Regions from separate parts of the Homo sapiens genome. Here region 2 is linked to region 1. Evidence: read pairs that join two places in POLR2A ChIA-PET (ENCODE). Cell type or tissue: Caco-2. All regions are shown on one strand. Each heading gives the region's core, and the rest is flanking DNA. Links, peaks and the distances in the headings are about the cores only.

Region 1 (10,544 bases), core at 1,754-9,753:
CTCGCTCTGTCACCCAGGCTGGAGTGCAGTGGCGTGATCTCATCTCACTGCAACCTCTGCCTCCCTGGTTCAAGCAGTTCTGTGCCTCAGCCTCCCGAGTAGCTAGGATTACAGGTGCCCACCACCACGCCCAGCTAATTTTTTGTATTTTTAGTAGAGATGGGGTTCCACCATGTTGGCCAGAATGGTCTTGAACTCCTGACCTTGTGATCCACCTGCCTCAGCCTCCCAAAATTCTGGGATTACAGGAGTGAGCCACCGCAGACAGCTAGGAATGGTGTTTTTATAAGAAGAGGAAAATACATCAGAGATCTCTCTGTCACCTACCAAGTGAAGACAAGGTGAGAAGAAAACTGTCTATAAGCCACAAAGGGAGGCCTTGCAAGAAACCAACCCTAATGGCACCTTGCTTGATCTTAGACTTTAACCTCCAGAACTAGGAGAAAATAAATTTTTGTTGTATTACGAAAACAGTCTGTAGTATTTTGTACTGGCAGCCTTAGCTCACTAATATATCTTATGCTATAGCATTTGCTTCCAACGTCATGAAAACTGCAGTCTGACTTCCTTCCTGCCTTCAGCTGCCTCATTGTGTAGATGAGATACATTTACTATTTCCAAAGCCCTGATGCAGGAGAAATACAAATGAGGACAAGTAATAGTTGAGCAATTTCTCAGCCTTTGACAGAGAAAGGTATCTACTTCCATTATGCAGTTTACAAAGAAGTTTACATGAATTTACTTCCTTCAGAGTGATATTTGTAAAGCTGGAATATTACTATAATAATCTAATGGGTGAACAAAAATATTGCCATTTCTAATCGTTCAGCAGTGTATTAACCGTAGATGCTTTAAAAGGCAATAGCACCATCACCAACAATAACAACAATAAACCAAATGTGCTACAACTCAAAATATAGCAGTAAAATAGAGTGAGTAAAATGGAGTATGTAAAAGTCATATATACTACATTTCTCTGACTTTCATTTGAACTCAAGTTCATGAGAAGTATGGTGAAGTTCTATTGAGAGATGTAGAAGATATGTCTAAACTAAATTATAAAAATATCTGACTCTGGTTTGATGCTTGGGGAGCTCAGTAAACCAGAGTTTTACACAGAGCACATACAAATGTGAGAATTGGGGATGTCATATCTAGCTGGAGTCATGGAAAGCCAGTTTGGAGATAAAACCAACATAGAGAAGAATGGAGAAGTCAGGGAATTGCAGATAAATGGCACTACAGCCCTGTGATAAACATGCTTAAACTTCCTCTACCTTGAAATGTGTCAGTTACACAAAGTGATATATCGTCTTTATAGGTTATGGTTTAAGACTATTTGTGTCATTTTTTTCTGTTCCTTGCAACTAGATACAATCTTATACATGCCTAACAGAGGTTCTGGAAAGCAGACTATGTAGAAAGAAAACTATGACTACAATTTTAATTTTAACTGTATCATAAAATTTTTAGGAAAAAATAAGTGTAATAGAGATTAAATTAAAATTCACATACAAAATTACTCTAGCAGAGTAATGAGTGATAATCAATGATCAAGTTCTACCACTATGTTTATTCAATTCATTAGCAATTTGCTAATCGGGAGGGACTGCTGTCTGTTAAGAATGGGTCTTGGGTCTTGATATTTGGGTCTTGTTATTCAGTTAGACCTAAGAATCTTCTCATTACAGGAAAAAATTAGGTAATGAAGGCTCTGGGGCATATTGGGAAATAAAAGGCAGTGATTAAGTTGGTAATTTTATGCAAATAAAAATCAAAGCACCAGGAGAGAAAGAATAAGAAAAGGGTAAGACTTTCAGAAAGTGTCAAGCTGTCTCCTGTGATTCTTTTACATAACAAATACAACTTTTTTACTTAATCAACAATGTAGAGAGTAAGTACAAGGATGGCTATACATAAGCTGAACATCTTAGAAAATATTGTAGGGGGAAAAAGAGAGAACTTGCTGATAATACAGTACTTGCAAAACAAGCTTTTGCTATTTCCCTCTTGACACCACGTCTGTTGTCTACTAGGGCAATCATATCCAACAGTAATTGTCTAACAATTGTTCTGCACTGAGAAAATACTTCTGATTACAGACATTAACACGTTTAGGCATTAAACCTCCTCACTGTAATTACCCTTGAGCTTATTCTCACAAATGAATTAATATGCTGATCGCTTGGACTAATACAACCAGCAAAAGGGTGATGAATTGCTTCCAAATCAGATAAAATGAAGCATGACATCATGTAATTAATTTCATGGAAGTGGGGGGTTGAAACAGAAAGAAAACATTTCCACTGGGGCTATCTTCCCAGAGTGCGATGTGAGGTAGGGGCAGGAAGTAGGGAAAGGAAGATGAAACCTAGTGTTACTGAAAACGTCTGAGCTTTTGAGCAGTGGGTTTGTACATTCCAAGGTACCATTTGAAACTGTGATGCTTTTGTAGCTAAATGTATGGAGCACAGCTGATGTGCTAATGGACCCTGCTATGAGTGCCCCGGTGGAAGGTCTGAGAAGGCAAATAAGCTTGCCTGTCGTTTCTGATGCTGAGAATAATTTGCCTTCTTAAATGACTAGCTGGAATTAAAAGGGTACAAATGTCAAAAATGTATTTAGTTCTGAAATACAAAAAAAAAAAAAAAAAATCAAGCAAGCAAACAAAAAGCAAGGGCCCATGAATTAAAAGATGTGCTAACAGGGTATGATTAGAATACAAACTGAATTTTTCCTCTCTCACACCTATCCAGGTAAATAACAAGGTGGCTGGGTATATAGAGCGTGAATGTTCCTGATTTGGATCAAAAGGTGACTTACTTGTGTAACCATAAGGATACTAATTCATCTTCCTGACCAGTGCCCATGTTGTTTAGTCACCCAACAAAAAGAGCTTTAACAGAGCTACTAGCAAATCAATGGTACTTTATTTAGATCATGGCTTGATTTCCTCCACTATCTCCTATCCATTTCTACCTTTTTGAGAAGCCCGAATCACCTAGCTAGGAATTGGTAAGGGTGACACCTGGTAGATTTACGTGGCTTCCTTAATTACCTCTACGTAGAATTTTGAAGCTATCTTGAGGACATAGGACTAAAGTATACCTGTTAAAAGTCCCATGGATAATAAGAGGAAAGAAAAAGCTAAGCATTTTGAGTTATAATTGTTGTCTTATTGGGGAAAACTATCCAGGCCGTTACTGAATACAAAGTCAAATATCATCCAAAACTTGACCCCTCCTGGTCAGAAACAAGGCCTCTTTTTAACCCGGGGGACTGGGTATATCTAAAAACTTTACCTTCAAACAGAAAACTCCTTCAGGCTTTCTAGACTAGACTCCTTCAAATCCTCCCAACCTCTCCTACAGCTGTTAAATTATAGGGAATCTCCCCTGGGATCTATCTTTCTGCATAAAGTCTGCACCAACACTGGCCCACTCACACTTATGAGCCCTTGGAAGATCTATGATTCTTGTTTCATAAACAACCAGGTAACACTAACCTTTTTTTTTTCAGAAACTCTTTGCTGTCTTTATTATCTACTTTCCTTCACCTCCCTTTTCACTTACTTATGTGCTCCAGAAGAGCTTAATGGAAACCCTTGTCAAAACTATTCAATTTAGCAATATCCTTCAATTTTATAATATTATCCTCAATTCACTTACTCTTTATCCAACTATCATTACTTAAAACCCACATACAATTGTTCAACTTGCAGTAGATTTTTATTTGCAAGGCAATTTTTCCCAATACCATTCGTGTATGTTACTGTAATGATATAACCAATGTGGAAAATAATGATTGTGCCACTTATTTTATATTCTATTCATTGCTCATGCACCGCTCTAGTTTTAAACCTCTCCCACTGGGACATAAACATAACTTTTCCTCATGTATGAGGCCTCTCAAAAACTGTCAAAAGACCCCCTTCCCTTTTTCCCAGTATTTAAATCAAACCAATCACATTGTATTACCCACCCCTTCTAGGTTATTATGGCTTTGCGGTACTGTTGATAACTATTTAAACCCTCTTCACGCTTTGGCCCTATCCTACCTTGATAATTCTCTTCATTATGGTGATTGTATTCTGGGTAAAATAGATCCTGCTCAAATCACTATCTTGAACATAGCTTCCAATCTAAAATCCCATTCTAAAAGAAAAAGGGCTCTAGGACTTACTGTGACTGGAGTTATGGGAACTGATACAACTCTCAACTTTTGGGGAAGGTTTTACTTACCATGAACTCACACTATAGGAACTTACTGCCTCCTTAAAATAGCCTTAGCAAAAACTGGCTCAAGTCCATCAGTGCTAGGAAAGTCTTTAGGCTCACTAGCAGGAATGGTTTTAGATAATAGACAAGCTCTAGATTACCTCCTAGCTGAACAAGGAGGAGTCTGTGTTGTCATCAACAAAACCTGTTTCGCCTACATTCATGTGTCTGGAGAAGTGGAAACTAGTGTCCAAGACATTTTCAAACAAGCCAAATGGCTACACATACTTTCCCAAAGTAACCAAGACTGGACCCAAACCCTAACTGATTGGTTTCCAAGAATCACTTTGCTTCTTCCATTCCTTGGACATTTATTCCTAATCATTCTTCTTTTAATATATGGTCCCTGCCTTTTAAATGTGCTAATTAATTTATATCTTCCAGATAACAACAATTCCACCTGCAGATGACTATGCAATCCCAATACCAGCTGGCAACAGGAACTTCCACTTATACGGTGCCTGTTGATGGAATCTAGTCTTCCCACTTTGAACAAGTTTTTCATGACCCCTCATTCCCTTCATGACAGAGAACGAAAAAGGGGAAAACAAAACATATCCCCTCCACAGCCCCTTTCAGCAGGAAGCAGCCAGACAGACCCAATGCTCATCTTCACTATGCTGTTTTCCCTTTCTTGAGACCCTGGTAGGCAGCAGGTGGACATGAGCATAGGGGATTATAAAGGGTCAAAGGTTTGACCGAGATACTTGTCAGGGGAAAAATGAGCAGAGCAAAGTCCACCAGATGGCTATCAAGCAGACCATCCAGAGGCAAAAGTCCTTATCTGAAGAATTTAGAAGTAATTTGACTTCCCTATTATCTAAAGTGGGCATCTGATTTCACATTTTGTTTCCAAAAATTTATAAGTAACTAGAATTTCTATACATCTCTGGAATGCATGCATGTCAAAATTCATTGTGCAGCTCTTGCTGACATTAAGACACCAAAATGTCTACAAATGTAATCATTTGCCATGACCTATGTGGCTAATGTGATCCACATTACCCTTAAGCTCCTGCTTTAAGGTTCATAAATACCTCTAAGGAAAATCCACTGCAGCACACTCAGTCCTCTTGCCTAAGTGCCCTGCTGCACTCTGCTAGAGCGTTCTTTTTATCTAATAAAACTTTCCTTTTCTAACCTATACCATTGTTGGTAAATTCTTCTTACTACCCATGAGCCAATCACTCTATGCTGACAGGACTCTGACACCTTGCCTGGAAATAGTTTTATATTCTTTTTACAGAAAAAAAAATCTTGTTCAATGTTTTTATTACATAACAGTAAACAAAAGCCTATTATAAGATTTTTTTCCATTTTCATTTGTTTTCCTTTTCTTGAGAAACAGTGTATGACTTTGCATGCAGTATGTTCTCAGCAATTCTTGTTAATTAATTAAATTTACATATATGAGAGTACCAGCTTAGTAATCCTACTGTCTGGTTTGAATCTCAGCTAATCGCGGTGTGACTTTAGCCAAACTGTCTGAGTTAAATTTTTTTGACTGTTAAATGAGTTCATTCTACCTTTCTGGCGGTGATGACCTACCTACGAGAACATGCTTCTTGCAAAAGATCTCTTTCATCCCTCTCCAGAAGAGGAGAAAAGGAAACACAAGAAGAAATACCTGGTGCAGAGCCCCAGTTCCTACTTCAGGGATGTGAAATGCCCAGGACGCTATAAAATCACCACGGTCTTTAGCTATGCACAAACAGTAGTTTTGTGTGTTGGCTGCTCCACTGTCCTCCACTTGCCTACAGGAGGAAAAGCAAGATTTACAGAAGGATGTTCCTTCAGGAGGAAGCAGCGCTAAAAGCACTCTGAATCAAGATGAGTGGGAAATCATCTCAATAAACACATTTTGGATTAAAAAAAATGAGCTCATTCTAACACACTTATAAGCTTGTGTAAATTTGATGGGGAAAACATAAGGCAGCTTGCACTCAATAAATATTGATTTTTCTTGTCATCAATTGTAATTGCCAACATTTATTGTTAGCATGATTCTATTAATTTGACATGTTGATCTCACACCAATTTAACAAACACCCACTCCAACACCCGGATACCTCCCTCCTCCCCTCTGGTCCTTGACCTGTCGCTTTTACCCATTTTCAAGCATTTTTTGTTTATTCATTTGTTTGCATAGCAGTGAGAATAATCATTTCAAAATTTGAATTGGATTTATCACTCCCCCTACTTAATGCCCTTTAGTAATCTGACTTTATACTTAAGATGAATTCCAAACTTCTTTCCATGGCTATGTTATTTGACTCTGTGGAAGACCAGAATATACCACACCAAAATAAATTATACCTCTTTGGTATATCAATTTTGTTGAGCTGGAGGCACTTAAGAAGCAGATGCAGAAAAGCTCTCTGCCCTTCCTCTCTTGCCGAAAAGCAGGACATATATTTACAAAGAAAAAAGATATCGCCCTACCTTGTCCTTCTACCAGGGATAACACAGGTTAACTACTGAAGACTACTTTAGACCCATTTTGGGCCTGGAGATAGCACCAGGAGAGTCTACAGTTAGCAAGCTTTACTAACTAGCCTTCATCTGCCATTTGTTTGACTTCTCACAAGTGGCCACCCCCAGAAAATCAAAGTCTTTTTCTTCTGACTTGCCACTTTTCCAAAAATGTACTGTTCTTTATTGAAGATGCTATGTAATTTAAAGCCATCTCTTTGAGAAATTACTCATAGTCTGGGTATCCCCCATGTACGCATGAAGTATGCATGTTGATAAACTTCTATTTGCTTTTCTCTTGTTAATCAGTCTTTTGTTACAGGGACCATTCCCTGTAACTTCTGAGGGTTGATAAAATAATAATTTTTTTCTTCCTCTACCTTCCCAATTCATCTATACTGCTTTTTACCTAACTCCTATTCAAAGATAAAAAGAATGGATAAAAGCAAAAAGAATGAGCACAATGTGGAAAAATCTTCCTGTCCAGTAAGGAACACATGTTAGAATAGAGTCTCAGCTCCAGGTAAGAAGGTTGGACAAGAGGAGAAGTGGGTCTTTTAAAGCCAAAAAATAAAAATTAAAAAAAAGTCAGGGGCAGGGGTATCTCTAGTTGATTTGAGGAGAGCAAAGTCTCTGGTGCTGCAGGTTACATCTAAGCTGGTTGGTTTAGGTGCGTGCTGGGATGGGCTGAGGTGGCTTATGCTGAGCATGTGAAGACCCCATCTAGGATGGCAGCATTCAGCTGCCTCTGCTAATGAGGGTACTATGTCAGAATCAAAATGATGGTGCCCAAAATGATGGTCAGGTCTGCACAATGGCTCCCAGGCCAGGTGGCCAGGTCAGACTTTGTCGTAGCCACACTGGCCTTCTTTCAGTTAAATATACGTGCCTCAAGACTTCTGCACATGCTCTTCCCTCTGTTTGGATGTGGACCATTCTTTTGCTCTTCACGTAACTCTATTTCTTCAGGTTTCACCTCAAATTTCAGCCCTGCAAAGAGGTCTTCTCTGACCACTATTTTTTTTTTTTTTTTTGAGAGGTCTTGCTCTATCGCCAAGGCTGGAGTGCAGTAGCATGATCTTGGATCGTTGCACTCTTGACCTCTGGGGCTCAAGCGATCCTCTCACTTCAGCCTCCCAAGTAGCTGGGACCACAAGGGATCTCACTATGTTGTCCAGGATGGTCTCGAACTCCTCGGCTCAAGCAGTCCTCCCACCTCAACCTCTCAAAGCACTGAGATTACAAGCTTGAGCCACTGCATCCGATCCCTGACTACTTCTTAATCCCCCAGTATCATTCTCTATCTCTGCATGTTTTTCTTCATCATAATTTGAAGACTTTGTAATTATTCTACTTATTTACTTTGCATGTATGTATATACATACATACATATGTATGTATATACATACATACATATGTATGTATATACATACATACATATGTATGTATATACATATATACATATGTATGTATGTATCTATCAGTTCTGTATCCTATTAGTCTGTAGGCTACATATACAGGCTTTAGTAAAAGATAAACAGAGTCATTTATTCATCTAATTTCCTTTAATCCAACAGGCAAAGAAAAAGTTATGATGCTTGAATTGCTGTCAAACAATCTAGTTATATTTAATTCTACATTGAGTTCATAAGTTTTAAAGATATCATTCACATTTTTCAGGGAGTATTAACAGCAGATCAACATGAATATTCCTTTAGGAAAAAAATGAAAGCTTCATGTTTGTATGCATAGTGTTAATATTCATATATTTGTATGCAGTGCCTTTGGAGCAAGCAAATGTCCTCTAACTGCAATTTCAGCCTGGTCAAGGTAACAGACCTTTTTCATTAAGTACTTCCAAATTTCAAATCTATCCATGAACGTGAAAAATCTGTGCTAATTAAAGCCTGTCATATAGGTCAATAGTGCAGGGAGGACCTGGGAGGTTCCCAGGACTTAAAGGAGAAGACTTCGCATTAAATATAACTAGGATTTTCTGCACCACAAGGCAAGATGTCGCTTCATTCTGGTTCTGTTACATGATTTATGGACAGCTGTTCAATTGTTCAACGGGATTTTCACCTTGTAAAATGTTGATCAATTTTTGTGGCTAGAAAAACGGAAACTACCCAATGTAGAGAACATTTGTAGAACAAATTTAGTGGGTAAAAATCCCCACTTCTTTTACATCATCCTGTCATGTGCTTTAAAGATTTCGAACTCAAATGTCTTCAGTGGTCTGGCAGAGTGATTTTATTTTTTATTAACTGGGAGGGTGGTGCGAAATAGCTTAGGGCTAGCGACAGGGGGCAGCCACTGTCATTTCAGGCAAATTCTTGCCATGCAAGAAAAAATGTAATTTTGTCAAATTTTCTAACTTTTCAAGAGGAGCCAGTTACCAATATTTTTCAAAAATTAACTATATATATTAAATACTTGTAACTAATTAAAAATAATTAAAAACATTATATGGATGACATACAGAAGTTTGTGGGCTAAATGATCTCTACCAGCTTGTGACTTCTGCAGTAAGTTTTGATTTTACCTTCTAGTGTTGCTGTTTATTAAAGATACAATGTGACTCACATATGTTGTTTATAATTGTTTAGTAGATACATTTTTTAAAGTTTAAAAAGGTGAAATCAATATAAGTAATGGATTTTAATCCAATATATCCAAAATATTATAATTTCAGCATGTAATCAGTATAAAAATTGAGGACATATTTTACTTTTTTTGTTGTACTACATCTTTGAAATTTGATGTGTATTTTACACTTACATCTCAATTTGGACACTCAGTTTTCATTGGAAATATTCGATCTATATTTACCTTTTATAAAATGTACAGTCGAAAAATAGATTTGTATGTCCAAGTTTTCCCAAACAGCCTTAAGAGTTTTCTAGTAACTGAATTGAGTACTAGTTTTAAAAACTAAATTAAATTAAGTAAAACTAAAAATTTAGTTTCTCAGTCACATTAGCCACATTTAAGGTGCTCAATAGCTAAATGGTGCTATTGACTACCATACTGAACAGTGCAACTCTACGACTCTAATTGTGTGCTTCAGCATTTTCTAAATAAGGAGATAAATGTTAAATACTAACAGAGAGGAAAGATACTAATATCTCCATTTAAATACAAGAAACCAACTCTCTAGGGCCTAAGTCAATTCCCTTTTGGTATTCCAGACTGGAAATTAAACATTGATGAGCAATTCTGAATGAGATTCTCTTTTGCCTCTGGAAACACACAGCTTTGAAAGTCTGAATGATCCTATTTCAGTTTGTCTGAGATGTCACCAAATTCACCTTTGAATTATTCATATTCTAACTTCTTAAAAATTACCGAATGCCTGTTTACTGTTCAAACATATCCTGATAGATGCAATGTCTCAAAAATTGAGTACCACACCACCCAAATACCCAACTCGACTACAAGAGATAAGTTTTATATACATTTTGTGTGCATCCTCTCCTAGCTCACACACATAATTATTTATGTGTTTCAGCGAATACCTGTATCTATCTCAATAGGAAGGATTCAAAGTTGCCTTTAAAAGCTTACTGTGTTTTATGTTGGATGCCCTTGGAGTTCAGCAGAATTTTCTCTTAGGGAGAGAATGGCTTTGTTGATTAGGCAAAACCTTGTTGGAATGCTTTTTAATTGCAAAATGTTAGTACTCTGCATATAGTCTAAAAGGAAAGGGTCATTACAAAAAAAGTTACATTGATTTGCCCAATATAACAGATGAATATTAAAATTTTGAATCCTTTCCTGGAAACCTGTGGTTTG
Region 2 (10,544 bases), core at 1,214-9,213, 63 kb before region 1:
TTTTCTCACTTGGTAGATGAAACCAGAGGACTAACTTTGCATTGAGGTCCTTAATGAATGAGGAGCCAGCCAAGTTGACCTTTCCAGGTTTGATGGGAATGCTCAGAAAGTCAGCAGCTATAGCACAAACTCAGTACTATTGCTATGCTAGGAATATTCTTTTCTAAAATAAGTTTATTCTGTATATATAATACTTATACATTAAAGGAAAGGAGAAAGTACAGAATCAGAGAATACAAATAAAAAATAATGATCATATGATATCATATCATATACAAATCCTAAACCTACAAAAAGTATTTTGCAAATATGGTATCATTTGCTATATATGTTTACTTAATGGTCTTTCCCCACTTAAAACATATCATGTACATTATTCATGTCCACAAATATTCTTTTAAAGTTTGTTTGTAATAGTTACATATTCTCCTATTGTGTGGAAGTATTATAATTTCAAACAAACTTTTTATTGAGGACATTTGCATTGCCTTGGACTGTCATGTACATAATACATTATTTTCTTAGGACAAATTCCTAGAAATAGAATTTTGAGTTAATCACTGTATACATGTTTAAGGGACTATGAAATGATGTTCCATTCACCTCGACTTACATATTTGTGTTTGTAGAATCTTTGTGGACAGCCTCAGAGTTATTCAAAACAAATTGAAAACTCACAGAGGACCATTTTTGCCAGTTTAGTTCTCAAAAATCTGTGTGCAAGTGTTACTACAGACGTTGACTTTGAGCTTTCTCCTCTTGGAGAGAATGTTTTGCTTTAAGTTGGGACAAGGAAGATTTCCCTATCACAGAGAACTTCCTCAGCCTCACTGACAACATTTTATGCTAGTGACACATTTTGATTTTTTTTTCCTAGCACAAGAGAAGTGAGCAAGGGATGGATTATTAGACAAAAGAAAATTGTCCTATGATCCAAAGCCAAGATGCTGTTCCATGTAAACTTGTCTTTAATACAAGAGCAGATTGATCAGGGATACAGATTATGAGCCCATAGCATGTCTTTTTCTTGATTGCGTTATGTCATCCTCAACAACAAAGAGTAGCTCCAGATTTGCATTCATTTTGTGTTAGGACCTTGTGATTCTCTCTTGGAAGATTTAAAACACGTTCCTTCTACATTCCTTTCATATTTCTTAAAAAGGCCATCTAACGTTGGTGCTACTATATGTTGGGATCTCTAATTTTTAATTTTTTTTGAAAAAATGGCACTGGTGATGACATTGCTGCTGCTTCAAGTCAAAAAAGATAACAAATTTCACTTAATTTTCAAATTTAAAAAGCACAGGGATTGAATAGCTGACCTGTGATGACCAGCTGCACTTTGAGGCCCTCATATTTACATGTACTTACACATTTTCTAAATGAAATGATACCAATTATAGAAATATCTTTTTTTTTAATTTAACAGTCTTAGTTGGCCAGAGCTCTTTGAGAAGTAACATTACTCATTCACAACAGAAAACCAAGTCCACATAAAAAAATTGTAATGTATATTCAAACTACCAATAAGACCTTGCTATTGTAATGGTAAAGAATTTATTTCCCCATCTGAAGTTTCAATAATTTGAGCCTATAAAACAAGCTGGTAATGGACATGTTAACAAGAAAAAAGGTATACAAATGTATGAAGGTGCATAAACATGGAAGCCATACACAAAATACGAGATTCAAAGGAGTGGCCAGATGACTGAAGTTTTTACAACATCCTGAGGTTACAGGAAGAAGAGGACTGTGACTTCTAAAGGGGACTAGGGAAGTGGTGTCACAGATTATGGGAGGGTGAAGGGAGGAAAGCATAGGTAGCAAGGCTGTTTCTTATGCAGATAAAATCTCTCAGGTAGCAGGTTTCAGAAAGAATAGACAAAAGCCTGTGGTAAGAGTATTTCTGTCACACCTTCAGAAGCATCAAACTTTTAGTCTTATTTTCCTCTGAGTTAATTTGTTCTAGATCTGGACAAGGTGGGGGAGGGAGGCATCAGAGAAAGCCTGTTTGCATCTGCTGTTTATTTCACTAATATAGATTTCCTTTACAGATGCAAATCTCCCCACAAAAGGACAGCTTTTCAAAGCTATTTCTGTGGTTTTCAGCCCCTCTGAATAGCCGACTCAAAATACACCAAAGAAGTATATTGGAGGGGAGTGAAATATTCTGTTTCCTTCACTGCTCATTTGAAAGAAGTTGGAATTGAACTTGCCAGTCTTTCAAACTATCACTAATTTGCTTCCACTCCATATCTACACATTTCCAATAGGAGCAACTTCTACTATTTTCATATTTATGTTTCACATTGATAATCATGCTTCTAATGCAATAAAGGAAACATCAGTTAAAAAATTTAGGCTGAAAACCTTCCCAATGGTCTAAATAATGTGGGCATTTCCATGAATAGTCCATTCCAAAAGAGCTTCAAAACAAAACCTGAGGTAAAGCAAAACGTTGAATAATAGGGGAAGTTACTCAAACTCTATCAAGACTCAGAAAAACGGAGAGGGTAAGAAGAGAAATTTGGTTTTCATAATAACTTAAAAAAAATTTTTTAGAGATCAAGTAGGTATTTCTTTTATAGCATAGAAAGGAGGAATAATAATTTTATAACATTGGAGAGTAAATGCTTGAAAAACAGTCTGAGATTATGGGAACCTACATGAAACCCTAGGGTTGATATAAAGATTAATTTAAGCTGAAGAAATTTGACATTCCACAGATGCAGGAAGAAGCTTTCTCAGAGCTTCCCTTAGCTGACAAAAATCAGAAACTTCTGAGAACTGAGGACTGCCATAAATTCCCTCTCTGGGAAGGCTTCTACTCCCAGGAGACCCAAAGTACATTTCCCTGAATCTCTTCACCAGGAGAGTTTATGAAGAAGATGGAAAGACCACTCATACCTGCACAGACAAACATTATCACAAACTTTCGTATCTTCCATTTGTTTTCCTAGGAATCAACACACTCTTCCACAATGGTTGAATTAATTTACACTGTCACTAACACTGTAAAAACATTATTCCTTTTTTCTTCACAACCTCACCAACATCTAGTGTTCTTTGACTTTTTAATAACAGCTATTCTGGCTGGTGTGACATGGTATCTCAGTGTGGTTTTGATTTGCATTTCTCTAATGATCAGTGATGTTGAGTTTTTTTCATATGTTTGCTGCCTGCATGTATGTTGTCTTTTAAGAAGTGTTTGTTCATATCCTTTGCCCACCTTATAATGGATTGTTTGTTTTTCTCTTGTAAATTTGTTTAAGTTCCTCGTAGATGCCGGATATTAGACCTTTGTCATATGGAATAGGTTGCAAAAATTTTCTCCCATTTTGTATGTTGTCTATTGATAGTTGCTTTTGCTGTGCAGATTCTCTTTAGTTTCATTAGATCCCACTTGTCAACTGACACTTTTGTTGCAATTGCTTTTGGCATCTTTGTCCATGAGATCTTTGCCCATGCCTATGCCCTGAATTGTAAGTATTGCCTAGGTTTTCTTCTAGGGTCTTTATAGTTTGGGTTTTACATTTCAATCTTTAATCTACCTTGAGTTGATTTTTGTATATGGTGTAAGGAAGGGGTCCAGTTTCAATTTTCTACATATGGCTGGCCAGTTCTCCCAGCACCATTTACTAAATGAGGAAATGTTTCCCCATTGCTTTTTTGTTTTTTTTGTCAGTTCTGTTGATGATCAAATGGTTGTAGTGGTGCAGTCTTATTTCTGGGTTCTCTATTCTGTTCCATTGGTCTACGTGTCTGTGCGTGTACCAGTACCATGCTGTTTTGGTTACTGTAGCCCTGTAGTATAGTTTGAAGTTAGGTAGCATGATGCCTCCAACTTTGTTCTTTTTGCTTAGGATTGCCTTGGCTATTTGGGCTCTTTTTTGATGCCATATTACTTTTAAAATAGCTTTTTTCTTATTCTGTGAAGAACGTCAATGGTAGTTTAACGGGAATAGCAGTGAATCTATAAATTGCTTTAGGCAGTGTGGTCATTTTTACAATATTGATTCATCCTATCCATGAGCATGGAATGTTTTTCCATTTGTCTGTGTCATCTCTGATTTCTCTGAGCAGTGGTTTGTAATTCTCCTTGAAGAGGTCCTTCATGTCCCTTCTTAGCTGTATTCCTAGGTATTTTATTCTTATTGTGGCAATTGTGAATGGGAGTTCATTCATGATTTGATTATTTGCTTGCCTGCTGTTGGTGTATAGAAATGCTAGGTATTTTTGCACATTGATTTAGAAATACCATTTGATCCAGCAATCCTATTACTGGGTATATACCCAAAAGAATATAAATCATTCTATTATAAAGACACATGCATGTGCCTGTTCATTGCAGCCCTATTCACAATATCAAAGACATGGAATCAACCTAAATGCCCACCAATGATAGATCAAATAAAGAAAATGTGGTTCATATACACCATAGAATACTATGCAGCCATTAAAGGAATAAGATCCTGTCCTTTGCAGGGACATCGATGGAGCTAGAGGCCATTATCCTTAGCAAACTAATGCAGGAACAGAAAACCAAATACTGCATGTTCTCATTTATAAGTGAGAACCTAAAGATGAGAATGCATGGACTTGTTGGGGGACAGCAACACACACTGGGCCTGTTAGAGGGTGAGGGTTGGTAAGAGGAAGAGGATCAGGAAGAATAGCTAATGGATGCTGGGCTTAATATCTGGTGATGGGATGATCTGTGCAGCAAACCACCTATTGTTACATGTTTACCTATGTAACAAACCTGCACATCCTACACATGTACCCCTGAAATTAAAATAAAGGTTGAAAAAAAGAAAGATGAGAAGGAGGAGAAGAAGGGAAATGGGAGGGCATAATGTAACAATTTTAGGACTCCATGTTTTAAATGTTATTTTAATCCCATCTATTTATTTCTGAAAGTAAAGCTCACTTTCAGGAAACCCTTACACCGAAGATGACAGTGCTTAGGAAAATAGAAGAAAATCACTATGGTGTTTGAAGAAAGGAAGAAATGAAAGATAAGGAAGAAGGAAGAATGGGGAAGAAGGAAGATATAGGAGAATCAGCAGTGAGATGAAGGAAGATCAAAAAGAAAGAAGGGAGAGACAAATAAGTAATCAAGAGGCACAGGAAAACAGAAAAGGAAAATGGCAGAGCAAAAACATAAGAATAATGGAAGCCAGGCATTGGCACACTATGATCCCTAGACCAAATCCAGCTCATTGCCTGTTTTTGTACAGCCTGACCTAACAATGTTTTTTCTAGCTTTAAACAACTGAAAACAAACAAACAAAAACAAAAACAAAAAAACAGAAAAAGAAACAGTGCTTTGTGGTATGTATAAAGCTTACATTTGTGTTTATAAATAAATTGAATAAAGCTTACATTTGTGTTTATAAATAAAGTTTTATTGCATGCATTAAAAAAAGAAACCCATTAGTCTTTCCTAAAGAAACGTATTTGTTCTTCCCATAGGCTGTTTCTCCTAAATTATGTATGTAAGCCTTACCTTTAACCATTTAACATCACCTTCTTTTGTTGGCTACTATGTTCATATGCATATGAATAAAACTTTTTCTCCTGTTAATCTGTCTTTTGTCAATTTAATTTGCAGGCTTCAGGGACTCTAAACTTTAATAAGAGAGTAGAGGAAAAATAATTTTCTCCCTTAAAAGACTCAGGATAGAAGTACTAAGGAAGCACTTCTAATTATCTGATTAACCAAATATGGTGTTAGCAAGATAGAAACACGACAACATCTCTCAAGCTTAATATTAATATAACCTCTGTGGGGTGCCAAGGAGAAACTTCCCCTTCGCCCTCTGAAGAATCACTGAAAAATTACTGACATGTGGCAGATTAATAGGAGAATGGCCATACATATTTATTTAACATGTATACATGAGAACCTCAGACTGAAGACCCAAAGATAGAAGGGAAGTAGTCCATTTTTATGTTTAGGTTCAACAAAGTATGGAAAGCTGTGTAGAAATATGATTGGACAAAAATGGTCTCATCTAATGGTAATGGACTGAGTGGGGAAGCCCAGCAAGGCCAATCTATCTAGATTCTTCTTGTCCTCTTTCAGCATGAATTTCTTCTTTCTGGATGTGGGGCAGAACCATTTCTGGAATGGGGGTCTTATGACCTACTGTCAAATGAGATAGGTCAGATAACTTCTTCTGGCTACTTTTTACACAGAAAGGCATAGAGAAAACTTGAGTAATATTATTAGGTTTTATAACTAGGTATGGGGGAAGAGGGGTTCTGGTTTCTACGACCTGCCTTGGGGAAGAGGGATTCTAGCTTCTATGGCTAGCCTCAGTGGGGAATAGGCCCGAGAGACAGGAGGACAGGAAAAGGTAAGAGAAAAACGTTTGCTTCTGAGGTCTTCATTTTGGGGGTATTATTTTCTGAGCCCCAATACCTCTTAGTTATTTGGGCAAATTAGAGAAAAGGAGAAACTGAATTCTTTAACTACAAAGTTCTCTTGCATGTTGAAGTGGTGGTTGCTTTGTGTTTTATGTCTTAGACAACAGTGATTTTTCATTTGGTTTTATCCTGGGGCATTAGCTGTACAGATAAACTCTCTTTCATTTTAATGCTATGAGTTTTGGCAAGTCAAATGCCCTAAGTCTAAATGCTTGAATACCTCAAATCAAACTCTCTCTATAAATGTATAATCTGGACGCAGGTGACCATTTTATATTTAGTGAGAAAAAGTAAAGGTCATTTAGGTCTTCAAGGCATATTTTTAAATATTCCAATTTCCCTAGGTGCCAACTTTTTTTTTTTTCTTTTTCTCCAGCAACCTCAATATTTTACATTCACTAGCCTGGAAAGGTCATTTCCTAGAAATCTAATTCTCTAAATAAAATGTCTATGTTTCTTACTGTTTATCTGGAATACAAAATTTGTTAACTTGCATACAACATGCCAGAAATAGAGATGTGTGCTAATTAACACAAAGTTCACAGCTCTGAGTTTTATGTTAGACAAATATATGCCTGTTTTTACAAGCCTTTATAATTCTCTCCTGTTGAACATTGACTTTCAAACTTTGTTTTTAGTCACTACATAGTAAAATGTTAAGTTGGCATACAAGACCAAATGTCCATGAATTCCGTATCTCACTATTTTTTATGCACACACACGAAAAAATCAATATGAGATTTCACCTCTTAAATAAGCATTTTCTGTTTTAAAAAATATGTTTTAAAAAAGGAGATGAGGTAGGATTCACTTTAAAAAAAATGCCTTTCCACAGCTATTAAAGACTTCTATGTACAAAATCATTGATGAAAATATTCCCTCAGATGGTATATGCAGGGAGGTGTGCAGGGAGGTACAGGGAGCACAGATATCACAGGTAGATATGACGGGAGTCAGATCTAGCTTCTTTCCCTCCTGCTTCATCAGAGGCTGGTTCCTCTTTAGGTTTAGTGACTCTGTTTTCTGCAGACCCATCTTGCTAAGCCACTTCTGCCTCTTTTCCTTTTGCCTCACTTTCCCTGTAGTTTGCACTTTTTCTGCTGCCTTTTTCACTCATCTACCCTTGGGCTCTCCCTTTATTGACCCTTCAGCTCACTTAAACTTTCTCTTGGGTTGAATGACAATGGTTGCCAAGGGGCACAGTCAGTCAGAGCCTTTGAGAATCTAAGCTGCCTGGACATTGCCACTGTTCACATTTTTTTTAGTGGTACTACTTTCTGCTTCACATTTCCAGATACAACATTTCTTTGGAAGTAGGTGGCCATTAATATTGAATCTCTACAGTTTGTAGGAGATATAATTACCCTTTAATTCATACTGTGATCTGTAACTTTGGAGCATGATTCATTTGAAGATGATCTTAGCCTGTTAACTCATTTTTCTCTTCCAAATAACAATAATGATATTATTTTGGTAGAAGGCTTTTATTCAAATACAATTTTTAAATCTGAATTTTAAAATTCATTTCTGATCTACTTGTCTGCCTCAAGGCTTATATCAAATTTATTTCCTAATAAATTCTATAAATCCTATGTCACTCTCATCCACCCCCACTTTTCCATTCCTATTCTGTCGTTGCCTAGATGAGTTGACCTGTAGCCCTAGATCCTGCAAAATTGTTTTCCTAACTTTAAACTAGAACAGCCACAAGAAGTCTTAGTTCCAATCCCTGCTTAGTCTCTGGATTCTATCTGGCAAATCAAGCATGTTGGACCTGTTACCTCATTCATAAAATTTCAGAGACAAACAAGATCACTGCTTCTCAAACTGTTTCCCCCAATGGCTAATTGAAAACACAAGTTCCAACTGAGCTTAGTTAATCTGGACAAGGCAAGCTCCTTTCAAGCATTTGGTTCAGAAGGTTGAGGTGGGGCCTGAGAGTCTGCATTCTAACAAGCATCCTGTCATTGCCCTGGGACACAGACTGTACTTAGGTTACATTTTCTACTTGTTCATTGACGTATGTAAATGCTTAGGGCTACTCCTTTTTTTTTTTTTTCTGGAAGGCCTTTGACATGGTTAGGCTTTGTGCCCCCACCCAAATCTCATCTTGAATTGCAATTTCCATAATCCCCCAAATCCCCACATGTCAAGGGAGAGACCGGGTAGAGGTCATTGAATCATGAGGGCGGTTCCCCCATGCTGTTCCCTGAGATCTGATGGTTTTATAAGGGGCTCTCCCCCTTCACTCAGCACTTTTCCTTCCTGCTGCCTTGTGAAGAAGGTGCCTGCTTCCCCTTCGCCTTCCACCATGATTATAAGTTTCCTTAGGCTCCCCCAGCCATGCTGAACTGTGAGTCAATTAAACCTCTTTCCTTTATAAATTACACAGTCACACAGTTATACATAGCAGTATGAAAATGGACTAATTCAGCCTTCTTCTACTATATCAAGATTTTCCCCAGCCTTCAAGTCCCCATTCAATGCCATCTTTTTTATAATGTCTTTCTTGATCATTTTCTTGATTATGCAAGCAGCACATTCACTTCCCTTATACTGACCTCTTATCAAGTCATACCATCACATGGCACCTTTTCTACTTTCATTTTTATTTTTGTTTATCTCTTTATTTGATTTTAAACTCCTTGAGGATTGTAACCCTGTCCAACTCTACCTCATTATGTTTAGAACAGTAGTTCTCAAACTTCAGGAGCATCAAAATCACCTGAAGGGTAAATAAAACAGAGATTGCTGAGCCTTGCCCCCAAGATTCTCATTCTGCTGGTCAGGTAGGGCTCTTGAATCTGTATTTCTACAGGATAACAGTGCCAGGAATATTGGTGATTAACGCATTGAACTTTTTGAACACTGCTATAGAGTAAAGCTCTAGGCTTTAGAGTCAGAAAAATCTGGGTTTGAATCACCAGTTTCAATCACATGTTATTCCAGAATAATTGTGAGACAGTTACTTTTACTTTTCATTCTTACTTCTTCAGTAATAAAACATCTTTTAGTATTTGGGAAAGAAATAAGTGACAATGTACAAAAGGGTCTGTTTTTCATTAATTACCTTCCTTTATAATTAATCTTCAATGTCATTTATGCTGGGTTTCCTTTCTGATTGTCCTTGGACAAGGGAAAGTCTCCTGCAATGGGCTCCTTCATTCCCATAATCGCACCATCCCAGCATTTTTTACAACTTCATTGTAATTGTTTCTTTAATTATCAACCTTCTTTGATAAATTGTAAGATCACTGAGGGCAGGGGCCATATATTTACTGCGACCTAAGAGTATTTTGCCCATAATCTCTACTTTGTACCTGATACAGAGAAAGTGCACAATAAATATTGGAATAACAATTAGTGATTGAACAAAATCAGAGATTGATAGAGATGAGAAAGAGAGAGCGGAAGAGAGAGAATATTGTGCCTGATGAAATAGGAATAACAGTACCTACCATATGTCATTATTTCTAGGAAAGAATCTAGCATAGTTTTGGACATGTTAAAAGGCATCCAAAACATATTAGTTGTCTTTTCCCAGCAATAATGTATGAATGTGGTGCTCATACTCCCAAGACTTTCCAAAAGAGCTATATTTTAAAGCAGTTTAATTTTTTAAATAAAAGCAATTTATTCATATCTGTAAAATAATTTTTCCACTTTTTTGGACATTATAAAATAATGTCACAAATCAATAAGTTTATGCATCACAATATTGATCTGGACATTGGTAAAGGCAAGATACAGTATATGAATGGTTAAAACAGTGCCCTCCAGAGCCACACTATTCAGGTTCAAATTCTGGCCCAGCAACTTACATGGGAAGGTCACTTAATTTCTCCATATTTCAGTTTGATCCTCTTTAAAATGGCATAATCTATAATGCCTACCTCATAAGTGTGTTATAAGAATCAAATGAGCAATGTAGGTAAAGTGCCCTATACATGTTACATATTAAAAAAACTCTTATAATAAAGATCTTCATAGTTGGTATTAACTATTTGTTGGTTGAATTAAAGAACACAAAATGTACATTGCCTTGAACAGAAACTTGGCCAAATAGCCCTGAGAAGTAGAAAAGGAAGAAACTGTATTAAGAGCTACCATGT

The links. Peaks named below come from ENCODE experiments on the same cell type or tissue, not always from the same donor. Only the 100,000 strongest peaks of a DNase experiment are listed, where the experiment ranks them.
Region 2: POLR2A ChIA-PET joins it to region 1 with 5 read pairs; 2 of 35 experiments call an interaction of 5 or more read pairs at or near these places.

The regions. Positions count from the first base shown.
Region 1 is chr2:211,294,481-211,305,024 of GRCh38, reverse strand. It overlaps the pseudogene RPS27P10. Among named protein-coding and RNA genes, the nearest start is that of CPS1-IT1, 680 kb to the right of the region's middle. In Caco-2, for the core only: no CTCF peak of the experiment used is centred there; a DNase peak (open chromatin) is centred at 4,984.
Region 2 is chr2:211,356,585-211,367,128 of GRCh38, reverse strand. No RefSeq gene overlaps it. Among named protein-coding and RNA genes, the nearest start is that of CPS1-IT1, 740 kb to the right of the region's middle. In Caco-2, for the core only: no CTCF peak of the experiment used is centred there; no DNase peak of the experiment used is centred there.